Regions from separate parts of the Mus musculus genome. Here region 2 is linked to region 1. The links are chromatin loops, found by intact Hi-C in ENCODE. Cell type or tissue: left cerebral cortex. All regions are shown on one strand. Links, peaks and the distances in the headings refer to the core of each region. The heading gives the core; the rest is flanking DNA. Region 1 overlaps Dnajc6 (DnaJ heat shock protein family (Hsp40) member C6). Region 2 has its middle 38 kb from the start of Dnajc6.

The links. Hi-C counts contacts between places; a loop is a spot of excess contacts. Peaks named below come from ENCODE experiments on the same cell type or tissue, not always from the same donor. Only the 100,000 strongest peaks of a DNase experiment are listed, where the experiment ranks them.
Region 2: it touches region 1 in a loop (2.1-fold over the local background); 4 of 42 quality-filtered maps call a loop at or near these places.

Annotation. Positions count from the first base shown.
Region 1 is chr4:101,613,749-101,622,082 of GRCm38, reverse strand. Dnajc6 (DnaJ heat shock protein family (Hsp40) member C6) reads right to left here. Exons shown (of 19, transcript NM_001164583.1): 8 at 7,793-7,910; 9 at 6,423-6,502; 10 at 5,404-5,597; 11 at 5,218-5,298; 12 at 3,255-3,689. Among named protein-coding and RNA genes, the nearest start is that of Leprot, 30 kb to the left of the region's middle. In left cerebral cortex, for the core only: a CTCF peak has its summit at 4,139; DNase peaks (open chromatin) are centred at 632, 1,711, 1,925 and 4,793; H3K27ac peaks cover 1,580 bases.
Region 2 is chr4:101,508,237-101,516,570 of GRCm38, reverse strand. It overlaps a transcript of Dnajc6 not described here. Among named protein-coding and RNA genes, the nearest start is that of Dnajc6, 38 kb to the left of the region's middle. In left cerebral cortex, for the core only: a CTCF peak has its summit at 3,116 (motif pointing left); DNase peaks (open chromatin) are centred at 5,348, 6,223, 7,058, 7,417 and 3 more places; H3K4me3 peaks cover 3,054 bases; H3K27ac peaks cover 2,519 bases.

The sequences.
Region 1 (8,334 bases), core at 309-8,308:
TCCTGGCCTCTTTGGGGCCCTTTCATAGGAGTCACCTAAGACCACCAGAAAAACATATGTTTGCATTATAATTGATACCAGTAGCAAAATTATAGTTATGAAGTAACACTGCAAATAATTGTATGGTTGGGATCACCACAACATGAGGAACTGTATCAAAGGGCCGCAGCATTAGAAAAGTTGAGAACCACTGAGCTAGAGAACTAAGTAAGGGAACTAAGAAGGTGGGAATCCCTGGTTGTCAGCAATAGTGAATCTTCTTGGGGCTATACTGTGTTATAGAGGTGACCTTGGGTGGTCCTCAACTTCTCCCTGACAAACGGAAGTGCCATTACCTTCACTCATTCCTGGAGAAACTGAGGTTCAGAAATTATCTTTTGTTCAACTCCAGGAAATACTTTAGGCTAGACTCATAGTCAAATTTTCCAGCTCAAAACTCCAGATAACCCCCACAGGCCCTAGTCACGAAGTGTGACACCAATCACCAAGCTGCATGGAGACAACTGCCCTGATTTCTCACTGTGGAGCAAGGAACAAAAAAAATCTCCTTGAACTACCTAAAGTGAGATGTCACTTCCAAATCTGTAGGTACCAAGCTGATGACTGCTTGCATCCTGGAGTGGGGCTGACCCATTCTAGAAATAGAGCCTGAGAGCCAAACCAGCGAACAGACACTTCCCACTGTCACGACGTGTTGAGGCATGTGGCTCACAAGTTTACAGCTATGGTGTCAGTGGCAAGCACAATGCTCTCCCAACACTTGGCGGAGTTGCAGTAGCAATACCTATACTGTTTCCAGCCATGCAGTCCAGGATGCACATCCTTGACCCCATTTATGACCTCATCCTCTCTAACACAGAACACTAGGGCTTGCAGGGTAGCTGTAAGAGGACAACTGGTAAACCCACTTGTTTCTAGGTTGAAGCTAATCAATGGAGAAAACACTAAAGACTTCTTAGATTACTAGAGCACTTTTAATAGCACCTTGTTTAAGAAATTCCCTAATAGCCAAAAGTGAAGTGCAAATAGTATGGATGAAAACTCAAGAGTTAGTCTTTACCATTATGCCCATAAGTATAATCCCTAACTAAGAAAATTAAGATGATTTTTGTTGTTGTGTTGGTAGTGAGACAGGGCCTCACTACGTAACCCTGCCTGGCCTAGGACTCCCTATATAGACCAGGCTGGCCTGAAAAATCACAGAACCCCACCTGCCTCTGCCTCCCAATTGCTGGGATTAAAGGCATGTGCTACCACACCTGGCCAAATTAAGTTCTTAACAAGGCTCCCCAACTAGTTAAGTGTTAGTCCTGTGTGATTCAAATGCAGGTCATTAATTCTAGACTTGGCATCCTTTCTGATTCTTTTTGGAGGGACAGGACACTGGAGCCATACATCTAGGACTGCCACTAACAACTGGGGATGCTCATCATCGTATCTATGATGTCACAGACAGAATTAACTAATGTCGAAGGTGCCTTCTAGCTCTGCCATGAATGCACCAAGCAGCATAGGACATGGCAAGTTAAATTATCAAACATCCTTAGGATGGTTTGTCTTAAAATTCAGCCATGGAACACTGTGCTGTCTTCAATCTTGGGATTTTGTTTTCCTGAAAGACCTTCTTACTCATCCTGATGAATCAGAACTGGATGGAAGAAAGCAAAGCACAGAAGAAAGAGCCACAATGTGGGATGCAGGCTCCCGGGTATACATCTAGCCACCACCAGCCCAAACCCTGTGATTCTGATTCCCCTTCTCACAAAAGAGGCAGCCAGCAGAACTTCAAAAGCCAAGACCAGCCCCTGAGCCTCCAGCGAAGGTGAAGGATTAGCATGGGAAAAGGTTCCTACAGCATCCTCCCAGCCTAGGTGGTTGAGATTCATCTCTTTACGATTTCTAATGCAGCAGCATCTTGGTTAACAGTGCCGGTCACAGAGCTGCTTTGTGCTGGTTATTCAGAAGCTGCAGTGAATCTCTGGTACCCAGCCAGATCACCTTGCAAGCGTTAATGCTGTGGCTGGCCAGGAAAAAGAAGAGTCACGTTTGTAGTGGTGTGTCAAGTGAACCTAGCTAAGTATATATGGCTCAGACGCCCTACAAAGACCAGCCACACTTCTTTCCACAGACGTGCTGCTGGTCTGAGCCTCTCAAGTATATCCTGGTGTATTCAAACACTTCACTGTATAGCCAGGGTATATCTAGAAAACTAGAATTCAAAGAAAGTATTTCAGGAGGTCTGGGGGAAAGCTCTGAGTCCACATGTCAAGTTTGGACCCTGGCCCCATCTACGCCCAGCTGTTTGAACAAATGCTGCTAATTAAACTCTACGCTTTCATTTCCTCAACTCGGAAGTGGAAATAACAGTAGCATCTGTCTACTGGATTTTAAAAGAAGCGATGCATATTTAATCATGTATTCCATATCTGGCAAGTGGTGGGTACCACATAAATATCAGCTGCTGTAGTAAATAATAGCTCATCCATCTCCATCTTCAAACAGAAGTAACTAAAGTTGACTCAAGGCTTAAGTCCCAAGAAGAGGAAATGAAGAGTAAGAAGTTAAGCCAGAGGATCAGGATGCCTGCTTCAAGAGAGTGACTTCTGGAGGTAACAGGAAAGCTGCACCCATGACATCTCAGTGATAGAACTGGCTAAACAAGACCTGCTCAGTGACAGCACCAGGGGGCATGCCAACACAGACAAAGTTCCCAAAGCCCCACCCCTAGATGAAGAGCAGTGGATCAACAGAGTAACTGACTTTTCCTCCGTGGACAAGTCCCAGATAGGTTATGCAATCCTAAGTAGTCAGCCCTAAATGCAGATGAGCAACACTACAGGGACTCAGGAGCTTGAGACAGATGTAACAATAATGACAAAGAAGAGACAGATGTAACAATAATGACAAAGAAGAGACAGATGTAACAATAATGACAAAGAAGAGATTATGAACTTCAGAACTGAGTGAGGGGGACATGGGGGGAGTTGGAGGAGGGAGGAGACAAGGGGGAAATGATGTAAATATAGTATTCATGTATAAAATATTCAAAAGAGTAAATAAGAGAGAGTATGGATCTTAAATATAACCCCATATCTTTCTACCAAAATGGATAATGTTTGTATGTGTTGTATGTTTTTCCAAGAAACTGTCTAGAAAAACTAGAAAAGTTCAGCTTATTAAAGCATTTGAGTTTTACTTGTTTGGCCCCAAAGTTATTCCTAAAATCAAAGATAGCAGAAAAATAGAAAGATTACCTTCTCCCACTCTTAGGGTTGGCGATGCAGAGGCGGAGGTGGCGGTTCGGCGCGGTGTGGACTGTGCAGACACAGGTCCACTAGGATGAAACACATCTTCTACCCCAGCCTGTCCTGCCTGAGCAGGACCTGTGGCACCTACACCCCCAAACAGGTCACTCAGCAACTCAGAATTGCTGGGAGGAGCTGCCAAGGAAGAGAAGTTCGTGCTCACATCAGACCCTTCCAGGCCCAGGAGGTCCACTTCCTCTGGGGGAGGAGGCGCAGCTGGCTCCTGCTGCTTTTTGCCTGGCTTCTTGGCTCCATGAGGCTTATCACCCTCTGCATTGCCATGGGGGCTGGAGAGAGTCAGTAGCTCATCATCTGACTGCTCACTTTCCTGATTCACCAGGGCAGCGTGGTCCTCCTCACAGCGTGACTTCTCTGATTTCTGATCTAAAAAAGACCAATGTGCAAATAAACGATTATATGACTGACTGCTGGGTCAGGTGAGTTTTGTTATGTTTACATTGTTGCAGAAAGAGAAAATAGGCTACTGGAGATATTAAGTAATATATTTTACATACCTTTGCAAAAATGTAAAAACCACAGGCAGATAAGTGACTACATTTGGATTAAATCCCAGCACTCGGAGTCAGAGGCAGGAGGATTTCTGAGTTCGAGGCCAGCCTGGTCTACAAAGTGAGTTCCAAGACAGCCAGGGTTATACAGAGAAACCCTGTCTCAGAAGAAAAACAAAACAAAACAAAACAACAACAACAACAAAACCCTAAGTTTATCTACAGAGATTCTTTCTTTTTAAAAACATTTTGTCTTATGTGTTTGCATGAGTGCCTGTATTGGGTATGCCTGGACACCATGTGTGTGTGCTTGGTGCCTCTAGAGGCCAGAAAAGGACATTAGATTCCCTGCAATTGGCGTTACAGACAGTCCTCTGTAAGAGCATCACATGCTCTTGACCACTAAGCCAACTCTCCAGGCCCATACAGAAATTATGTCTACATATTAACACGGCAGTGGAAAGGGATAGGTAATGACTTATTAGAAACCATTACTGTGAGAAAGGAGCAAGGTAAGGACCAAGAAAGAGACCAACAATCTATCTACAAGCCATATCTGCCTGGGCTTCCGAGTCTGTTCCATTTTTCAAAAGAAGATTTTGTAAACAAACCTTTGGAGCCAAAGGAATCATATGAATACTTTTTAACCTAACATTGAAAACATCTGGGAGTGTTGTCTTACAAACACACATCAGGGGGATCAAGAAAATGTTACTGAGGACATCTCTGAGGCTGAATCCCCAACCCTTTCTCTTATAAAGTTTGAATATTCCATTCTATACCACACTTCATAGCTATCGCCTACAGACTGCAAAGCAATCGTGGCCAGGGTACATTAACTAGGGTGCCAGTGGCTGTCCCCTCAAGATCATAATGTAAAGCACTAAGTTAAGAAGGAATCGGGAAATGCCTCCAGTTGTGGGAGAAAATAGCACAGCGGTAGAGCCCTGTGTGGGCTAATGGTTGCTAAAGCAACTAGCAGAGATACAGGCCACGGTGACTTCCTTCACCATGCTTGGAGCTACAGTCCTTGAGACAATGCCCAGCTCGGTCTTTAGAATATCTGCTTACAGGCAGCAATGCTTTGTTTTGCCTTTCTGAGTTGTCACCAGCCTAAAGAGGGATCTTAGCATGCATCACACTTCATCAGTCTTGAAAGATATGGCTTAGAAATACTGCAAATGAGGAAGGTAGGACATAGCCGACATTGGCTTTCTGGTCAGTCTGAGCACTCGTGGCCTGGAAAGACGTCAAGATGCCAATTTGAAAAACATGAAGGGAAGAGTTTGAAATAAGGGAGAAAGGAACCTTCCATTGACACTGCTTCAAGAAGAGTTTTAATAATACCAGACAACTTAACCACTTTATCATCGAATCATCCTAAGGTCAAGGCGCTGCCATACCTTGCCAACAGAGAGAGGCAAAGAAGCCTCCTTGCCCAAGATTCCTGGGATGGTCTGGTGGGAGATCGGCTGGAGCCTGACCTGCAAGACAAAAGGTCCCAAGGTCAACCGAACACAGGAAACAAAACCACACAGTGTGTAACTGGAGGCTTCATTCTGAAAACTCAAGCCATCCAAGAGCCATACCCCCTAAGGCCAGAGTGTCCTGATGCTCCTGCTGAGAGGAGAAGAGGATGCTGGGGTTCACATCTTTTGTGCAGTAGTGTTCCCATGGTGGAGTTAAGTCGATCACTTTGTCTTGGGGCTGGACTTCTATATCCAGTGTCACTTGGAACAGCTGAGGATATTTTTCTGGTACATCACATGCATCCAGCTCAGGCCTAATGGAAAGAAAAACAGCAGCACAAACAGTGCAGTCAGCAGGATGCTCAACACAGGACCCGGCTCACGCTGTCGAGTTCTGCTTGAAACTCACTTCTAGGTTGACTCGGGTACTAACTAGGTGCTACTTTGCTATGCCTCAGTTTTCTCATGTAGAGAAAACAGAAGAATAACACTTCTTCACATTGTTGGACTACTATGGAACATATTAATAGAAGCGCTGTGAGAAGCAGAGTTGATATGTCTGGCCAGTATTAACTGGCATGGCTAAATGGGTCATCAAAACAGTGAAACAGGTCCAAAGCCACCTTCTGAACCTGAACCTCTGAACCCCTTCATAGTTTCCTGTTTCTTAGCTCCAGCAACCATCCCCACCACCCCAGATTCAGCCACACCCTGAGATCTATAGCCACATTACGTTATAGCATCAGCAGGTCCATATTCAGTGCAGCTGGGTTCCCCAGAACCTCTTTTGGTACTATAGCCAGCCAGCCCTTGTGAGGAGTCACTGCTTATGCCATCCCAGAAATTAAACTCTACCATTCCTGTTGGGGATAGCTAGCCACAAACACACAGGATCAAGGTCATAGTCCTTTGTTCCCTAACATGGAACGTTAGACCTTTCTAGTTAACTCAATCCATTTGCTCTTCTTTAGATCAACCATACTCAATGGAAAGACTTCAAACCTGCATAGCCTCTCTAAGTGATGGAGCCACAGTCAATAGCCTGCAGCTCAGGACTCTGGAGACAACAGCATGCTATTACAGACTTTTGGAGCTTTCCTGCCATGCTGGTAAAGGCCTCAGGTGCACACAGCACTTACTTGGTGAACTTTAAAACTGTCGTGTCCAGTGGTATAAACCCAGAATGAAACTGGAGCTGGAATATCTGTGTGTTGGTCACCTAAAAATATGTGCAAGAAGCAGGATTAGTAGGAGAAACGGGAGTCTACATCGAATATTGTGTCTGTGCCTTCTATTACCCCTTTATCTGATTCTTTGTATATTATATAAATATTAAATGGCCTCCCAGGTTCATTTCTAGCTTCTCTCCATGAAAGCAAGACATTTCCTTACTCATCAGTGTCCTGTGCTTTTCTGTAGTCTTTCTTCCCAGAGACTCCTGCTCCAGCCCAACAAACTCATCATCCTTCAAGGCCCACCTCCATAGTCTGCTTGGTGACCACTAGCTAAAAACACTGTTGCAATGACAGAGTCCTGTCTGTCCTCTGATACAGCATAGTGGATATTCATATGTTTGACTTGTCCCCTCTAGGGTCAGTTCTGTAAAGCTAAGGCTACAATCTTACTTTTTTGTTGGTCCAAAACACCTAGACAATAGATATGATATATGCTCTTAGCAAATATTTGATTAAGATATAATTGCTTGCAACATCTTTCCCAATAGCCAAAGAGGAGAAATAATCTAAGCATGGAGAGTTAATAAATGCGGTATATACATTCAGTTTAGTGTTGCTTAGCTATATATAGGAATGGAATATGGCTACCTGCTAAAACATAAATAAACCCCCAATCTATTACACTGAGTAAAAAAAGCCAACCATAGGAGACCACATATTATATGATTCCATCTATATGATATGTCTGCATATAAGCAAGTCTATAGAAACAGGAAAAAGACTCATGGTAGTCAGGAGATGAGGAAGGGAGTGGAGATGGTTAGTGACTGTTGATGGGTACAAGGTCTCTTTTAGTGGTGAAGGAAACATTTTCAAAATAAGATAATTCTAATAGTAACAACACCTTTGGGGAAGGCATTCTGGAAATTGAACTCAGGGCATGAGGGTTTGTGGCAAGAGCTTTTACCTGCTGAACCATCTCTTGGGGAAAAAATTCTTAACTATACTCATACTTAGTTGAAAGTGCTCATATTATAGTGGTTCCCCTAACCACAGCACTGAAAAAAAAAAAGACTCATATTCTCAAGAACATGGCTTGCTGAAAGTCATGATGCAAGAGAGTCCCCCCCGGGACTATGTATAAGTTACAACCTGCCTCAATCTCCATTCCCTTCCACAGTGACAAAGAAGATGGACATCAACAAGCCATCAGGCTCTTTCTCACTCCAAACTCACCTGTCAATCAAGCCCAAAGTGATACAGAGAAAAGACCCAGTAATACTCCTGTTACAAACTCAGGTGAGCTCACAGTCCAAGTCCTCCTGAAAGCTTACCTTCGCCTGCAGCCGGCTCCCGATGGTTGACCGCAAGTGGTACATGGAAACGATGACATCACCTTGGACTGTGATGTTCAGAGGGATGAAGATTTTCCCATCTTGGACACGGTATTCTCTTTAAATGGAGATCAGAAGAGATCATGAGAGTCTGGTACAATCACAGACACAGGAACCTCTGCTATGGCTCTAAGGGACCTGCTCACCCAGACTTAGACATAGAAGCTCCTTCCTATCTTGTGCAAATGTAGGAATGATGCCGGTATGGACTGGCTGCAGGCTGTTTCTTGGCTGGTAGAGCACTGACACAACAATGTAGGCCTTCTCTCTCCATCCAATCTGGACGTCTAGGCACATCTTGTTTTCCTCAAACAACCATGCCCCATATAGTCACCTTTTCCTGACTTTAACAGTAAATGCCAACCAAGGTCAGGACAGAAACAAAAATGTCATACTCTCTGGGAGTCTAGACCACTGACTCCTAAATTAATCTATTGCCAACTAAATCTGTGTGGTGTAACCAGCCATCCCCTTATGTCCTA
Region 2 (8,334 bases), core at 46-8,045, 110 kb after region 1:
GACCGTGGGCTCCGAGACATGCGCAGTTCCCGGGTTCCGTTACTCCCTAGTAATCTCGTTCATACGACAAGGCTCGCCTGGATCAGCCGTCCTCAAGCTTTCCTTGTCCCTGGCGCTTTTCTAGAATGCTTGACATCATCAGGAATGATGGCTCAGTTTCACAATCACAGCACCGGTAAACATATCTGAGTTCTAGGCCAGTCAGGGCTACAGAGTGAAACCTACCTCAATATTGGGGGCGGGGGGAGACATTTCATATCAAAGGGCCCACTTTTATAATTTTTATCAGGAGTGTAACATATGTACTGAAAAGTGAACACAACACAGGATCAGCTCAATGTACGTCCACAAACTGACCGCACTTACACACTGTGGCACCCGAGGGTCCCTCCGTGGCACATTTTCCCTACTCGAAGTGAAGTAGGGACGCACATCAAAAGAGACTGACAGGAAGTGCCAGTTTGTTTCTTGGCCTAATTTTAATAGAAAACATGAAAAGGCTTTCCGCGGTCTCCACGACCGCATACCATCGATCACCGCCTTTCAGCTCTAAGTCACGTGAGTAGGCTGACTTACTCTCCTGGTGATTCAAGAGCCACCGGAACATGTATTTGTGCTGAAAGGAGTTAGGTGCACAAATGCTCAAAGAATGACCCAAGTAAATGACCAGACATGAGAGGAAGCTCCAGGGTCCAGTTAACATAACACACAGCACTGAAAATAGGAAACCCGAAAAATGCACGTTGGGTGCTGGCAAAGATTTGTGGATATAGTCTATACGACAACTTCTAGCTTGATCATAAACCCTTGGAGCCCTAATGCTATGTATAATGTCAGTGTGCCAATAAAAATTCAATTTTGCAAGGCAGTGTTGGCGAACGCCTTTAATCCCAGCACTTGAGAGGCAGAGGCGGGTGGATTTCGGAGTTCGAGGCCAGCCTGGTCTACAGAGTGAGTTCCAGGACAGCCAGGGCTACACAGAGAAACCCTGTCTGGAAAAAACAAAACAGAAAAAAAAAAAAAAAACAAAAAAACAAAAAAACAAAAAACAACCCTCAATTTTATGTATTTTTATATTTTATACATATTATAAACTTATATACATATATACATTTTATATATTTTATATGTATAAAAATTTAAGACATCTGCCAGCTTAGGATTTGTTGGTGGTTTGGTTTGGGGGTTGTGTGAGTGTGGGTGTTGTTTTGACTCAGGGTCTCACTGTTTCCCAGGCCAGTTTTGAACTTCTGGCTTCTCTCCCAGCTCAGCCTCCACAATACGTGCCATTCTTGTCCTCTCCCAGAATTACACACACCCAGTGGCACTACCTTCAAAAGGCAAAGACAAGATGAGAATGTCAGCTCCCAACTGTGATCCTAACAACCAGGAGACAGAGGCAGAAGAACTGATATCACTTCAAGGCCAGCTTGGGCTATACAGCAAGTTCTGGGCCAGGCTTTATGGCAACACCAGAGAGAAATGCCAAGGCAGGCAGGCCAAGGCGTCTCATGCCGGCAATCCCAACTGGGGAAGCTGAGACACGACGACTGCTATGAGTCCAAGGACAGCCTGGGCTACACAGTGGGTTCTAGCCTAGCCTGGGCTACAGAACAAGACTCTATCTCAAAGAAGTGAGCAAAGGTGGCTCAGAGTTAAAAGAGCATCCTGCCCTTCCAAAGGTCAAGTGCAGTTCCCAGTACCCACATCAGCTCACAACCCTGTAAGTCCAGCTCCAGGAGATCTAATGGACACTTTGTCTCCAGGGGCACCTGGACACACATGGCATTCACTCACACAGATACATACACATACATAAAAATAAATCTTTGCATTTTAAGAAAAAAATGAAATAACCAACATAGCTAAACTAGGCAACGTTAGTGTGCATATTATTTTAAAGTGCATACAAAGTATATACACACTAAAAAAATATGTAAGACAACCATATATACAGTAGAAAAAACTCAAATTTTTTTTCTAAAAAGAACTATATCCACAGTCCTTCCTCTTACTACAGTAGAAAGAAACTAGAAGTCAATAGCAAAGAAATAACTAGACAGAACCACTCGGTTGCCTGGTAATGAAGTGCACTTCTATATGACCCTCTGGATTAAAAAAAAAAGATGTAATGGAAGTTATTAAATAGTTTATAAAAAATTAATTATGACACAATACTTGCAGCATCTATAACAGCCAGGCTCAAAGGGAGAATTACAGCTTCAAATGAAAATGTGTTCTCTCCTTCTATCACGTGGGTCCCAAGAGTCAAACCAGGCCATCAAGCTTGGCAGCAAGGGCCTTTATACTGAGCCGTGGTGCCGGCCCCTCTTTCATCATTTTAAGAGACATCCTAGTCAATGCTTAAGTAAGAGAAGGTTAAAAATGTGTAAGAATTGGAAACAAGGAAATAAAAGTGTCTTAATTAGAGAAAACTGTCAATGTAGGAAATTCTTTCAAATCTAAAAACTATTCAAATTATTAAGTGCATTTAGCAAGATCATCAAAATAAAACCAAGATCTAAAAATGCATCACATTTGTGTATCCTAACGAACAACTCAAAAACAGAAATTCCAAGTGCCAGCTTCAGTGGCAAAGAGAATCAATAACCCCATGGCATCACTTTCCAGCAGGTTTACATCCATGATGTCCCCGTGTCTCTGCTAGACATGATGGCATTCGCTCATAACCTCAGCACTCAGGAGACTGAGCTAAGAGAATCATGTCTAAGACCAGCCAGGGACAAACCAAGTTCAAGGCCAGTGTAAGCTGCACACATCATAAGACCTTATCTCAAAGGTGAAAGAAAAAGAAAAATAGGGTATGTTTTGCTCAGCTCAATTTCAATTACAAACAGTTATACAGTGTCTCCATCTTTTTTTAAAAGGCACCAAAATTACAGGATTGAATATATATTGTTCCAAAGTTTTTAACATTGATTCAAACCTCTCTGAAATAGGAAGGTCAAGAATGAGAAGTGTGGGTTGGCGAGATGGCTCTGTGGTTAAGAGCATTGACTGTTCTTCCAGAGGTCCTGAGTTCAAATCCCTGTGACATAGTGACTCACAACCATCTATAATGTGATCTGATGTCTCCCTCTTCTGGCATGCAGGTATACATGCAGCTAGAGCACTCCTATACATACAATAAATAAATAAGTCTTTAAAAGAATGAGAAGTGCAGATAGCAGTGTTTGCTTCGCATGCTTAGCAGATAGCATGGGCTTGCTTTCCAGCACTGCACAAAAAGAAACCAAAATATTCAGGGGGACTGGAAAATACTTAGGCTTGGTGAGTAAGAGTACTTGCTCTGCAAGCGTGAGGACCTGAGTTCAAATCCCCAGGACCCATGTAAAAAAGCTGGGCATAATTGTAAGTGCCTATAACCTCGGCACTGGTTGGGGGGGGGGTGCGGGGGCTGGAGACAATAAGATCTTGAGAGCTCACTAGCCAGCCAACTTAGCAAAAATGTTGAGCTTCTGGTTCAGTGAGAAACCCTAGCTCAGAGCAGGAAGGCTGCGAGCAATGGAGGAAACCACCGGACAACCTGTGCTGGCCTCCACATATCCACACATGCATAGGCATAATGCAAAAATTAAATAAGACATTAATAAGAAAGTATATGCATTGCAGTGTGTGAGCACTCAGACAGAACTATGTTATAATGTAGCTAACCAAGTACATACACCAAGCAGAAATTAAATATAACATTAATAATAAAATATATTTATTGTAATGTAGAAACACTCAGGCAGAACCATGTTACATTGTAGCGAGGTATTTGCATCTGTATGTAGACTGAATAAGAAGGATAAATTGTGTTGCAACTTCTTCCCATTACCTTGCAAAATACCAATATTGCATTAGATAAGTTTTTGAAGGGAACAAAATTATGTTATAAACTTTCTTAGATTTGATAGCACTTTTTAATCCTGGGAATTTTGGGGAGGGGGAAGTATTTTCAAGACAAGGTTTCTCTGAGTAGTTTTGGCTATTCTAGAACTCACTTTGTAGATCAGGCTGACTTAAAACTTAGAGCTCTGCCTGCCTCTGTCTCTTGAGTACTAGGATTAAAGGTGTGCATCATCACATCCAGTTAGTCCTGGACATTTAACTATGTATATAAGACCAACATACATTCTAGGCTGGAAAAACTATAAAGAGTCTCACCTCTTCAACAAAAACATTTCAAAGTTACAGGTCACACAAGCTAACTCAAACAGCTCTAGCTTCTTTCTGCCGGTGAACACTACCAAACCGAAAGCTGACTTGCAGGTTTCCAGTGCAGATTCAGTTTCCATTGATAACCACTGGCATGAGCAAGCCCTAGACCCCTGCCTGAGAAATCACATGATATTTACAGATCTTTCCTGCAAAAATACCATCTCACCAACCCAACCAGGCAAAAGCAGCCATGACAAAAAAAAAAAAAAACAAAAACAAAAAAATCACCTTGAAATATGTGTTTGCTCCGAAGATATCAAAGGAGTCATGCTGGTTAAGGGAAACAAAAACTAACATTTTTTTCACCTATTTTTTTTTTCACTGAAGAATAGAAGCCAGATTTAATATGTGAGGCCTAAAAGTCTCCGTCTGACCTTGTTCAACTCATCTCATTTTGCAGTGTCTTCTAGCAAAATCATGCAGGTCCCTATAACACAGACCACGCTCAAACCCCTGCTCTCACACATCCAAACATTAGCCACATCCCTCATCTGCTCACAGAATGTCATGTTTGTAAATAGTAAATAAAATCTCTCAAAATACAGAAGCACTGGAAGAGAAATATTTTCTCTGACTTTTTGTTAGTCTCCCCCCCCCCCCCATGCCCTCCCCGAGCTGAGGACTGAAGCCCGGGCCTTGTACTTGCTAGCCAAGTGCTCTACCACTGGACTAGATTCCCCAACCCCTTCTCTGCCTTTTATTTGCAATAATAATAATAATAATAATTTTTCAAATTCTCCTCTCTTGTTCTTTCATATCTCTATGACCTATTGGTAATTCACAAACTCTACTGTGTCTATGTTTCAAACAAACTAGAAAATTAGTCAAAAGTCGTTATTTTATTTTCTGGGGTTCATATTTCCCTGTTTTATACAAGATAAATTAATTCTAATATTAATATAGGCAATTTTAATCTTTATATTATAGTTATTATTTATTTATGTAAACATGTGGGGATGTATGGTGACTGAAGAGGTCGGGGGGAGCATCAGGTCCCCTAGAGCTGGAGTTATAGACAGTTTGGCCTGTCTGACGTGGGTGCTGAGAACTGACCGCACATCCTCTACGAGAACAACAGATGCATTTAACTGCTAAGTCATCTCTCCAGCCCCCATGCAATTTTATTTTAAAGCGAATTTTATGGCGTGAGTTGTCTGCCTACCTGAGAAGTGGTTTCTGGGGTGAACAGTCTGGGTTTGAATACAATTCCACTACTCTTACACTGCACAGGAAGTATTCCCCTGTACTACTGGAACAATACATAATCAACCTGACAGACAACTTGTCACACCGTCGTTGATCATAAAATAGGCTCTAGGACGTTTATTACTAAAACTTGTAGCCATGCTCGCCAATATTTAGTTAACTCATTCAAGTATCTTAATTGTCTAACACACAGGCCTTTTTCTTATTTGCAAAGCATTTTGAGATAAAGTTATAAAAGAGGCATAAGAGATAAAAATTGCCTCTCATAGTTAATAACCTCACTGGGCTGTCCGAGATGTACTGAGAACAGGTTACAGAAAGGAAGGCAGTTATTAAACCACAATCCACCATTTCCTGAACACCAGTCGTGAGACAGTAGCTCATTCAAGTTCAAGTTCTCTTTGCCAACATACTAAGCGCCAACCACCTCCATCACCTCTTGCAATTTCACCTGGTTCCTCTGTTAGCCGTTACAAGAAATGACTTCCAAAAAAAATCCCTCCATTTTGGTAATTTTTTTTAGCAGTCCTTTTCAGCTTTTTTTTTTTTTTTTTTTGTACATTTATTTCATATTCAGGTCAACAACTGGTGCTTTGCTTCCCAAAAATAGCTCTCCTGGTCTGGTGGACGTGTTCATACTCTCTCTGAATGCATTCTCGTGTCTGTGTGCACATACATGCACCTCATACATGATATCACACACACTCTTATCCACTCCTCAACATAGACACATCTCCCAGCACAGCAAGAAATTGGCCTGAAAGCCTCTCAGGGGACCCTAGATATACATTAACTCGTGACCTGTTTGGATTCTCAGACATCTTTGTAAATCAGAGGGCAATTGCTGACTTCATCTTTCTTTCAATAGCACATATATGGTTGGATGCACATGTATGCTTGCATTTCACAGACTCTTTCAAAATGAAACCTGTTATGGCTTGTTTCATCATTCTTCGGTGTGTTTTGGTTAGGACTCAAAGAACATAGTCTTGATAACAGAATACAGCCCACATGTCTGCACATACCAACAGCTTCAAAAACAAGTTACTCACATACGTTCAATAGTTTCTAAGATGAACTTTTTTCTACTGTGCCTGTCTGAAATGTTGCTCCCGATATACCCAAATCCCTCACGATCTGAAAAAGCATTAATGTCATCTAATATCACGCCATTCAGGAGATAAACTGAGACCCAAGAAAATCAACAGTCTTGTCCCGGTTTCTAAGGAGAGATGGCTGAACAAGTCAGAACCTGCCTGTTTGGATTGACAGCCCGCGGCTCTTTCCAACACAGAGCAATACAAAAATTCCAAATACCAGCTCCCATTAAAAAGGTCAGTAGACCTGAAGCTTAAATGAGCCGGGCCTGAGCCTGTGATTCAGACAGCTTTAATTGTTTCTAAGCCATGTCCATGGCCTAGCATGACTTGACAAATAGGCATTTTTCCCCTCTTTCTGCATTAACCCTTTCTCTAGCCCCTGCAAACAGCAAGGAAGTGCCCTCTTCGGAAACTGATTTTGAATAGTTTGGCCACATAGGAGTTATTTGTCCATGAGTGGCGGCTGGCTAGGAGACAGAAGAGAACTGTCCTCTATGCTTTCAGCCCGGCCTCACACAGCTGTTTCTTCCTCCCTGGAACTGCTTAATTAAAATTTAAGCACCAAAACCACATGGCTCAATGCGTGAATGTGAAGGGTCCAAAGCCTCTGAGCTGATGGTGCCAACAACCCCAGGCCCCACCCAGTCACTTTTAAGGCGCGATCAGAGAAACCCCGGATCCATTAAGACACTGCGTTGCTTCTGGTAGACTGGAAAGCCAGCCTCGCCCCTGGCATCCATCACACTGTAAAAGACTCATGATCACTCTTTGCTCGGGTGTTTATGGGTGCATATACCGCTGTCCATCACCAGGTAGAAATCTTTTAACAACCAGAGGTCAGACTCCTGTGGGGAAGGCCACACCTGCTACGGGGCATGCAGGCAGGCAGGGGCTGGGACGAGCGGTCACCTGGCACCACCGGCCTGCACCTGCGCACCTGCCCTGCCAAGGGGAAACCACAAGGCCCCAGGAAGCTTCGGCGGCGCGAGCAAACTGAGCAGCTGCGGAGAAGCACGGCCTGAGCTCCAGGCTGCGGAGATGTCGGCCCCTCGGCAGGCACCAGGATCTAGAGAATCAAGGATGCAGAAAGAAGTGCGACCCTGAACCACGTGTGTGCTGGGGCGAGCTGGGGGCTGTTGCCCCTCCCCCCGCTGCGGCAGAAATTTCCCAGGGCCCCGGCGGTGAACCCCGAAATCCTCCAGAGTCCTTGGTTGGGGGGCTTTCACGTCAATCTGTTTCTGTCCTTGCCCTCCCCTCCAACAGAATTCATGCTGGTGGGTTTTTTTTTTTTTTTCTTTTTTTAAAGGCAGTGAGGGGTGGGGGGCGGGGAGCAGGGGGAGTTTGCAACAGAACATCCCTGTGCAAGGTAAACAGTTCTGAAGGTCAGCGACTACGACTCCCTGCTGAGCCCTCCCAAAGAAGATGAACGAACGTTCATCTGGATATTCTCAGTCAATGCCTCTCTAGAAAACCCGAACTGTTTTAAGAACCACGATCTCCAGCTATTCCAATAATTGGCTGAAACCGTACATTTTAATAATTAACAATTATAAACACTCCCAAAATAAAAGTATCAAAATTCTGGAAGCGATTATAAAGAAAACTGTGAGATATGTGTACTTGGCCAAGATTAAATAAAGAATAAAAATATATTTTTAGTAACGCAAAAAAAATGGAAAACTGAATGACATGGTATTTAGAAAACAGTCACTTAAAGAGGACATATATTACATAACTAAAAATTACGAAGATACATCAGTAATCAAAGCAGCCAGCCATCAGCACAAACTAAGCACATTCACGT